Regions from separate parts of the Homo sapiens genome. Here region 1 is linked to region 2. Evidence: chromatin loops called from intact Hi-C (ENCODE). Cell type or tissue: endothelial cell of umbilical vein. All regions are shown on one strand. Each heading gives the region's core, and the rest is flanking DNA. Links, peaks and the distances in the headings are about the cores only.

Region 1 (4,396 bases), core at 147-4,146, 53 kb after region 2:
CCACACAATTAGAACAAAGAAATCTCAATTCTACTTCTGGCTTGTCTATTAACTAGCAGTATGAGCTTGAACAAGTCAATAATTCTTTGTGTGTTTAGTGAAAGCATCTAAACTGTATATAATCTTAAGGCCCTATCTTCATGTTGTAACCCCCCCCTCCCAAAAAAAAAGAAAAATCTTAAGGCCCATTTCAGTGATTATATATTAATTCTGTTATGCTGTGATATAGGTATATTCCCTTGTTAGCATAGCACACCAGATTATCAGCTGCTGCTTAAGCTGTCCAATGTGTTGAACTTCTAAGATATAATGGAATATTTTTAATTTCAATATGCAGACAACTGAAAAACTTTAATCTTCCTGGAAGTGGAAATAGATACTTACTTCAGAATAGTCTTAAATGTGTTTCATTTAAGCTGTGTTAGATTTGATGGGCATTTCCCAAATGCCCATAGGAGTGGGAAAATGAAGGGATAGGGAATGAAAGAAAGGAGAGCAGCCGGGTGCGGTGGCTCACACCTGTGTAATCCCAGCACTTTGGAAGGCCGAGGTGGGTGGATTGCTTGAGTCCAGGAGTTGGAGACCAACCTGAGCAACGTGGCAAAACCCCATCTCTACTAAAAATACAAAAAATTAGCTGGTGTGGTGTCATGCACCACCAGCTACTCAGGAGGCTGAGGTGGGAAGATCGCTTGAGCCTGGGAGGCAGAGGTTGCAGTGAGCTGAGATCCCACCACAGCGCTCCAGGCTAGGTGACAGAGTGAGACCCTGTCTCAAAAATTTTATATATATATATATATATATATATATATATATATGTATATCTTAAAGGCAACTTTTCTTTATTCACTTAGAACTGAACGGTGAACTCAGAAAATTCTTTTTTGTGGCTACTCAGTTTACTAGGTTCATAATATAAGAAAGAAAAATGTGAAAAAAATTGAACTGTTCAATTAAAAAATTCAGTGTGCCAGTCTCACTCTCCTGGGCACCAGCAACATAGAAATGGACTAGACAAGCCCTATCAACAAAGCCTCAGTCTGCTGAGGGGTGAGAGACATACACAAATTGACATAATATGATACAGTAAGTGCTTTGGAAATACAGATGACTGGGCCAGGTGCAGTGGCTCACACTTGCTATCCCAGCACTTTGGGAGGCTACGGCAGAGGATCTCTCGAGTCCAGGAGTTTGAGACCAACCTGGGCAACGGGCAAAACCCCATCTCTACAAAAAATTTAAAAGTTCGCTGGGTGCGGTGGCACTTGCCTGTAGTCCCAGCTACTCGGGAGGCTTAGGTGGGAGGATTGCTTGAACCCAGAAGGTCGAGGCAGCAGTGAGCTATGATCCTGCTACTTCACTCTCACCTGGGCCACAGAGCTGAGACCTTGTCTCAAAAAAAAAAAAAAAAAAAAAAAAAAGGGAAATGCAGATGAAGGAGCAGTTGTGCCCCAGGAGTACTAGTTGAGGGCCAGGCTGCTGAGAAGCAGTTGAAGTAGCCTTGAAGCAAGGATGGGAGATTGCTGGGTGAGATCAAAGATACGCTGGGATGGGGGTGAGTGAAAGTGTGAGCAATGAGTAGAGGCAAGATTGTAGATGCTGCATTTGGAGGAATATTTCTGACTGCATAATCAGAGGTCAGAATGGCTAGAGAAATTAATACAGAGGTACAAGGCTAGATTTAGAAGAGTAAGCTAAGAACAGACTGCAATGGGCTTTTGAATGCCTGTTAAGAATATACATATTTTTTTCCTGAAAACATTAGAGACTTTTAAAAGTTTGGAAGTTTAAAAAGTTTAAAAATCTTAAAAGGTTTTTAAAACCTTTTAAGTTGCTAAAAGTTTACAATTTTCATTGAAAAAGAAGAAAATTGGCAAAGCACAGAAAATACACACAAAAACCACACCCATAATTCTACCAGTGAGAATTGCTTAGATATTTGATATTCTAGCTTGTTTTTCTGAGCTGTTTGAAAAAACATACTTGATCGCATAATGTATGGTCACTCTGTATCCTGTTTTGTTGGGTTATACATAGGTATTTCCCCCATATGAATTCAAACTTTCCATAAGCCTAATATTATCTGGCCTCAGAAACAATTAAAGCATGGAAGTGACATGATGACACATGTGTGGGTTTTTGAAAAATGAGTCAGATGAAAGGGAAAACAGATGGAGCAGGGCACGTGGTTAGGAAGCAACTGTACTAGTCCAGGTGTGAGATGAAGGGGGCCTGGATGAAGCAGAGGGTGAGAGACAAGGAAGATTCTGAGGACCTTGTGGCTAGATGTGGGGGTTAAGTCAGGTTCAACTCCTAGGCTGGATGAATTGGCAGATGGCACATGAACTACAAGAGAATGGAAGGCAGAACCTATTTTGTGGGCAAAAAATAAATTACATTTTGCAATACTGAATTGAGGGGCTTCTTGGAAGTCCAGGTGTAGATGTCTTACAAAAATAGAATATTCTGGGCTGGGTGCAGTGGCTCACCCCTGTAATCCCAGCACTTTGGGAGGCCAAGGTAGGGGGATCACCTGAGGTCAGGAGTTCGAGACCAGCCTGGCCAGTATGGTGAAACCCCATCTCTACTAAAAATACAAAAATTAGCTGGGCGCAGTAGCAAGCACCTGTAGTCCCAGCTACTAGCAGGCTGAGGCAGGCGAATTGCTTGAATTCTGGATGTGGAGGTTGCAGTGAGCCTAGGTCGCACCATTGCACTCCAGCCTGGATGACAGGGTGAGACTCTCTCAAAAAAAAAAAAAAAAAAAAAAAAATTCTGGAAGCATTACGATTTATTGGTTTAGGCATGAAGGCTTTGGAATGAAAATACCTGAGTTCAAATCCCAGCCCCGTCACTTACTAGCTAGGTGACCACTGACACATCACTTTTTTTGTAATTAAAAAATTTTAATGGCTATTGCTTATTTTTTATTCTGTATTTATTTATTTATTTATTTATTTTGAGACAGGGTCTCGGTCTGTTGCCCAGGCTGCCAGGCTGGAGTGCGGTGACGCTATCTCGGCTCACTACAACCTCCACGTCCTAGGTTCAAGCAATTCTCCTGCCTCAGCCTCCTGAGTACCTGGGACTACAGGCATGCACCATCACGCCTGGCTAATTTTTGTATTTTTTGTAGAGATAGGTTTTCACCATGTTGCCCAGGCTGGTCTTGAACTCCTGAGCTCAAGTGATCCACCCGCCTCAGCCTCCCAAAGTGCTGACAGGTGTGAGCCACTGTGCCTGGCCAGACACATCACTTTAACAAACTCTCCAGGCCATGGCTTCCTGACATGTTGAAATCATTGAGATGACAGGAAGGAAAGTAATGGTGTGGGTTTGAGAGAAGGAAGTAGAGTTGCTAATTAGGTTAGTTTTGTACTCTTATACTAAGTTTATGGTTCCTGCAAAACATCCATTTGGAGATATTAATTAAGCAAGTGGAACTGTGGATCCAGAGCCCAGGAAAGAGGGTAAGAATGTTAAGAGGATGGTGCATGAGGGTGTGATTAACATTGCCAAAGCAGAATGTGTAGGAACAGGAAATGGGCCAAGAGTTGAGCCATGAAGCACAAACAATAGAAAAGGATGTTTAATAAATTGTCCAAGAGGAGAAAGAAGAGAGAACAGTGTTTTGGAACCACAGGGATGGAGGGGAATGGGGTAGGGGTGCAGGCATATTGGAAAGCTTTAAGGAAAAAAGCATGGTCAGCATTTAGAATATGGAACTAGGAGTTAACTTGGAGACCTAGCCTTTAGTAGGCCTTGATAGCTAACTAGCTGTATACTAGTATATAACTTGGTGAACTTGAGTAATTGAACAAAGTTGAGCAAATGTATATTGCACATAGGCTATGGGCAAGGCACCGCAGTAAATACAAAGAAGAAACTTACAGTTGAGATGGAGAGTTAAGACAACAAATGACCATTACTCAAGATATCCTGAAGTAAAGGGAAAAGGCCTCACTGATAAAGCTAAGGTTTACATCATGGCTATTAGTGTGAATTCACTGTTGTTAGCAGAAACGGAGAAGTCATGGAGAATCTAGGACGGACTGAGGGACCACAGCACGGAGGTAGCTTGCAGGCTTGGTGATTGAAGTGTCGATTTGGGCAGTCCTCTGCCAAGACCAGCAAGAAGTCCTCCAGGTGCAAGACTTGGAGCTTGGAGAAGGTGCTGTTGTGGCAACAGTGACCATGATTCTGAGAGCATCGGGCAAAGACTATAGAGCCAATCAGAAGTCTTCCCAGCATTGCTGAGTGGCCTGGAATTCAAGAAAGAGAAAAAGCAAACTTGGAGTGGGAATTAGCCAGGATCAGCAAGTCAGCAGTGCCAAGAGAACAAAGGATGGGGTTTAACAGAACGTTGAGTTGAACCAGGAGAATTGGGAAAGATCAG
Region 2 (4,396 bases), core at 311-4,310:
TGGCAACCTTGGATCTGTTTACTATTCCTGTAAGTTTGTCTTTTCCAGAGTGTCTCATTTTATCACATATGTGTAGCCCTTTACGTTGGCTTCTTTCTAATGCACATGCAGGTATCTTTGTTCATCCCTTGTTATTGCTGTGTGGTATGCCATTGTGTGGATGTACCACAGTTTGTTTCCCATTCACTACTTGAAGAACAAGTGGGTATTTCTAGTTTTGGATGATTATGAATAAAGGCTCTGTAAACATTTTTTGTCAATGTAAATCCTCCTTTTACTTAGGTTAAGTACCTAAGAGTTAGGATTGCTGGCTCATAGGATAAGTGCATTCCCACCTGATGAGAAACTGCTATTGCTCCTATTGGGTAGCCTAGAATTTAGTGTTAAGTTTGTGGTAGATGCTGCAGATTATTACAGATTGTCCACTTGTGGGCAATTGAGAGTCAATCATAATTGTTATATTTTATTTTAGTTATCACTTTCTCCTGCAAACCATGTTTTGATTTTTGGCTTTCATCTATAAAGATTAAAAGTGAATACAGTAGTGTCCCTTTATCCACAGGGGATGTATTTCAAGACCCTAGTGGATGCCTGAAACTGCATATAGTACTGAACAGTATATATACTATGTTTTCTCCTTTACATCCATAGCTATGATAAAGTTTAATTTATAAATTAGTCACAGTAAGAGATTAACAGCAATAGCAATAAAATAGAACAATTATAACAATATACTGTAATAAAGATTATGTGAATGTGGTATCTCTCTCAAAATATTATATGTAATATTTTCAGACTGAAGTTGATCACAGGTAAAGGGTGACTGCTATACCATTATATCTTAATTTGTTGTACAACAGTGAATTTAATATCTTAATGGTTATCACTGTACTAGCATGAGTGATCAAGATTTTTGACCTCCTAAACTTAGTTTTCTCTTCTGCAAAATGGTGATAAATTAACACTACCTTACAGAGTGATATTCTTCTGTAAGATGGTGATAAATTATTACCCTGCAATAAGGACTTTATGAAATTCTACATGGAAAATGCTTAACATAGCAATGGGCAGAGAGCACATGTTAGCTTTTTTTTTTTTTAAAGTGTTTGTTTTAATACCAAACCTGAGATTACAATTTAAACATTGCTATCAAAGCTCAGGAAGTACAGACAGACGTTGGGGCATTTTTGTGACAGGGAAGTATTCTGGTTTTTACATTACTGAAATTTGCTAAGGCTAAGTGGTCTTGGAACCAAACCTAAACAGATTCTCTGCCACAGTGAAATTTTAACACATATGGGTGGAGTTTGCAAAGGAGTTAAAAACAATTCAGGTTTCTTCTCTTTGACTTTTTTCTCCATGTACTATTACCCTATTCTGTATCAGATTAATTGTAAAGCTTATTTATTTATGCCTTATATACACATTTCTGTTATTAAAAAAGTACCACTTTCATTAGAATGATTGACAACCTTTGTGTCCTGATGGGGAGCTTGTGTTGAAGTGGGAGAACAAACCCCTCACACCTCATCCTCAGCACTGTATTGGCTCCTGCCTGACATCCATCAGCTCCTAGCAGGTGTGCAATTTAGCAAGTCCTTTAATCCTCCCTAACCCAGCAATTCACTGCCCCAGTGGTTCTCAAAGTGTGATTCCTGGAGTGAAGGCCCAGGTCAGCAGTGTCACTGTCACCTGGGAGCTTGTTAGAAATGCAAATTATGTGGCCCCACCATGCACTGAATCTGACTTTGATAGGGCACTCAGTGATGTATGTCTTGATAACCCAGTAGGTGATTCAAGTGCACACTAGAGAGAGGGAACTACTGTGTCTGGACACAAAGAGGAGGGGGTTGGAGAGGTTATTTTCCCCAGTGAGGGAGAATGTCTGTAACCTGTTAACTCATTATGATTTTATAAATATTTTAATCTGACATTTTCTTTTGTTTGTTTGTTTGTTTTTGAGATGGAGTCTCACTCTGTCACCGAGGCTGGAGTGCAGCGGCGCAATCTCAGCTCACTGCAACCTCTGCCTCCTGGGTTCAAGCGATTCTCCTGCCTCAGCCTCCTGAGTAGCTGGGATTACAGGTGCATGCCACCACACCCGGCTAATTGTTGTATTTTTAGTAGAGATGGATTTCACCATGTTGGCCAGGCTGGTTTCGAACTCCTGACCTCAGGTGATCCACCCACCTCGGCGTGCCAAAGTGCTGAGATTACAGGCGTTAGCCGCCGCGCCTGGCTTTAATCTGACATTTTCTGATTTTTCAAGGCCATGAGAAATTACTAATGTACTTATAAAGACAGATAAAAATGAGTAATAAATATTTTACCAGTTAAACTATGTTTTGAAATAACATATACGACTTGTTTTCCTTAGGAAATTTGTATGTAGTATTTATTAATTCTGTATTATTTAGTCACTGAAATCAATGAGCTATGCTGGAAAGGAAAACATAAATGGGATATTTGAGGTCATTCAAAATGAGATTTTAACATCTTAAGCTTGTGAATCATGAATCTGTAACCAACATCTTTGGTCCAGGGCAGGAGCCCTGTTAAAATAGAAACAAACTGTTTTCCCATTAGCTTTTTTAGAGCATTACTAATAGTTAAGGCATTAGTCCATTTAGAAATCGCCCTATTCCCAGCTGTACTTTGAATGCTTTTAAAGGTTCCATGTGCCTCAGTTGTTTACTTTACTTTGATAAATAGAAGTCTCTCTGTGCTCATACACTCCCTCTCATGCAATGTACTGCAGCAGTCCGTCCTCTGGGGAGGTGTGGCATGTTTTGCATAAGGTCGTCCTTGGGCAGTAAGTTCGAAGAATGCACTGAAGTCATAGTGCATTGGTCTGAGCTCCTGGCAGATCCTGTGTAATCTTCAGCCTCCCTGAAGCTTTACAGCCAGGAGTGAGATTTTATCACATGAACTTTAAAAGAGTAAAGCCAAATATCTTTTTATTAAACCAGAGTAGATTAATTATCAGTATATGTGAAATCATGTCCACTGATCAAGGTAAGTGGTTTCATTTTCTAGTAGATATATTTTTTTCTTCCCCAGCGTGGGTCACTTTATAACACTGCATGCCGAGGGATGTAAAAGTGGCAGAGTTTGGTTTTCTTTTAAAGTTAATAAAGCTCACATTGGTTTTCAAGTTCAAGATTAAAATATGTGCTATTGATGGGTTTTGGCTCTCCAGGAGGCTTCTTCTGGGCTAACCAGATACAAATGAGTTTGATAGTTAAGTTTCTCTGGCTTATTTTTATTATCATAAGTAAAGTTTGGAAATTTGGTCATTGAGGGGAGAAATATAGAGAAAGAAAGGAACAGTTTTCTCTTTTTCCTCCCATTTCTGGTGTGAACAAATGTTAAGAAATATTTACCACTAATCATTTTTCTAGTGCTACTGCACGGAGCATTGTTCTGTTAAAACAAACAAAAATTCCCACCATCCCAGTCTTGTTTTGGTGAAGTTCAGGGGAGTAAGTATTATTTGTTTTTCTGTAAAAGACAACATTGTAGAGATAGGCATGAGTTTGTTTTTTAAAAATTGTTAGTGGTAGTAGTATTAAGCCACTGTGGTCTCTTTGAGTGTTGTAGAGAGCATATTAATGAGAAATTGAGTCTTTGAAATAGAAATGTAATTCAACTGTGTGATAGAAATGTAATCATGTGACGGGAAATGTCTGCTAAAAATATTTTTAATCACTGAAATGGGTTCATTTTGTTTATTTTCCCATTCGTTTTTGACTGGATATAAGCCTCACTGAAAAATGTCCACACTGCTGAACAAGATAAACTACAACTTAGAACCGGCAGCCTTCACAGTTACCAGTATTCTTTCTGATGGTGGTGTGGCTCTTTCCTTCCTTAAGTGTCAGGGGCATACGCTGAGTGTGGAAGCCCAAGGTTGGGGTTGGTGACAGCACTGCCTCAGGAGAGCTGAGGCGCCACTCCTGCAGCTGCACAGCTGGCTCCGTTCCCAGGTTCTAGTAGCTGCGGGAGGGTTAAGCAGCCCAGTCCATGCCTGCCCCTGCTCCCTCCATCACTCAGGCAGAAGCCTGAATTCTTTTGCAGGCGTTCCACCACTCTTGCATAAAGTTTGGAGGTCTTGTGATCTCTCCAAAATTTACCATCATACTCTAAATATGAAATTAAAAAAAAAAAAAGAAATGCAGCAAAAGGGAAGTGTTTTCTCACCCCAAGCAGTGAAGTTTTAGGTTCTCTTTTTCCTGAAATAGCTTCTGTCCATTCTCATTTATCTTCAAACAGTTAGAGATGATTGGAGAGACAGTATTCCCTCCTGGAAGGCAGCTCTTAATTAGAGAGGAAAATATTTCTAGAACAGGAAGATGAAGCTTGAGAGGTGAATGTTGATAAACATAGAGAACTTGTT

What was found. A loop is a pair of places that touch in the nucleus more often than their neighbours do. Peaks named below come from ENCODE experiments on the same cell type or tissue, not always from the same donor. Only the 100,000 strongest peaks of a DNase experiment are listed, where the experiment ranks them.
Region 1: a loop joins it to region 2, with 2.8 times the contacts of the local background. A loop is called at or near these places in 4 of 110 quality-filtered maps.

What each region holds. Positions count from the first base shown.
Region 1 is chr12:32,584,440-32,588,835 of GRCh38, forward strand. The region is part of intron 4 of FGD4 (FYVE, RhoGEF and PH domain containing 4); the gene reads left to right. Among named protein-coding and RNA genes, the nearest start is that of DNM1L, 93 kb to the right of the region's middle. In endothelial cell of umbilical vein, for the core only: no CTCF peak of the experiment used is centred there; a DNase peak (open chromatin) is centred at 2,102; H3K27ac peaks cover 1,507 bases.
Region 2 is chr12:32,531,484-32,535,879 of GRCh38, forward strand. All of the region lies in intron 1 of FGD4 (FYVE, RhoGEF and PH domain containing 4), which reads left to right. Among named protein-coding and RNA genes, the nearest start is that of FGD4, 130 kb to the left of the region's middle. In endothelial cell of umbilical vein, for the core only: no CTCF peak of the experiment used is centred there; DNase peaks (open chromatin) are centred at 2,718 and 3,948; H3K4me3 peaks cover 1,589 bases; H3K27ac peaks cover 2,859 bases.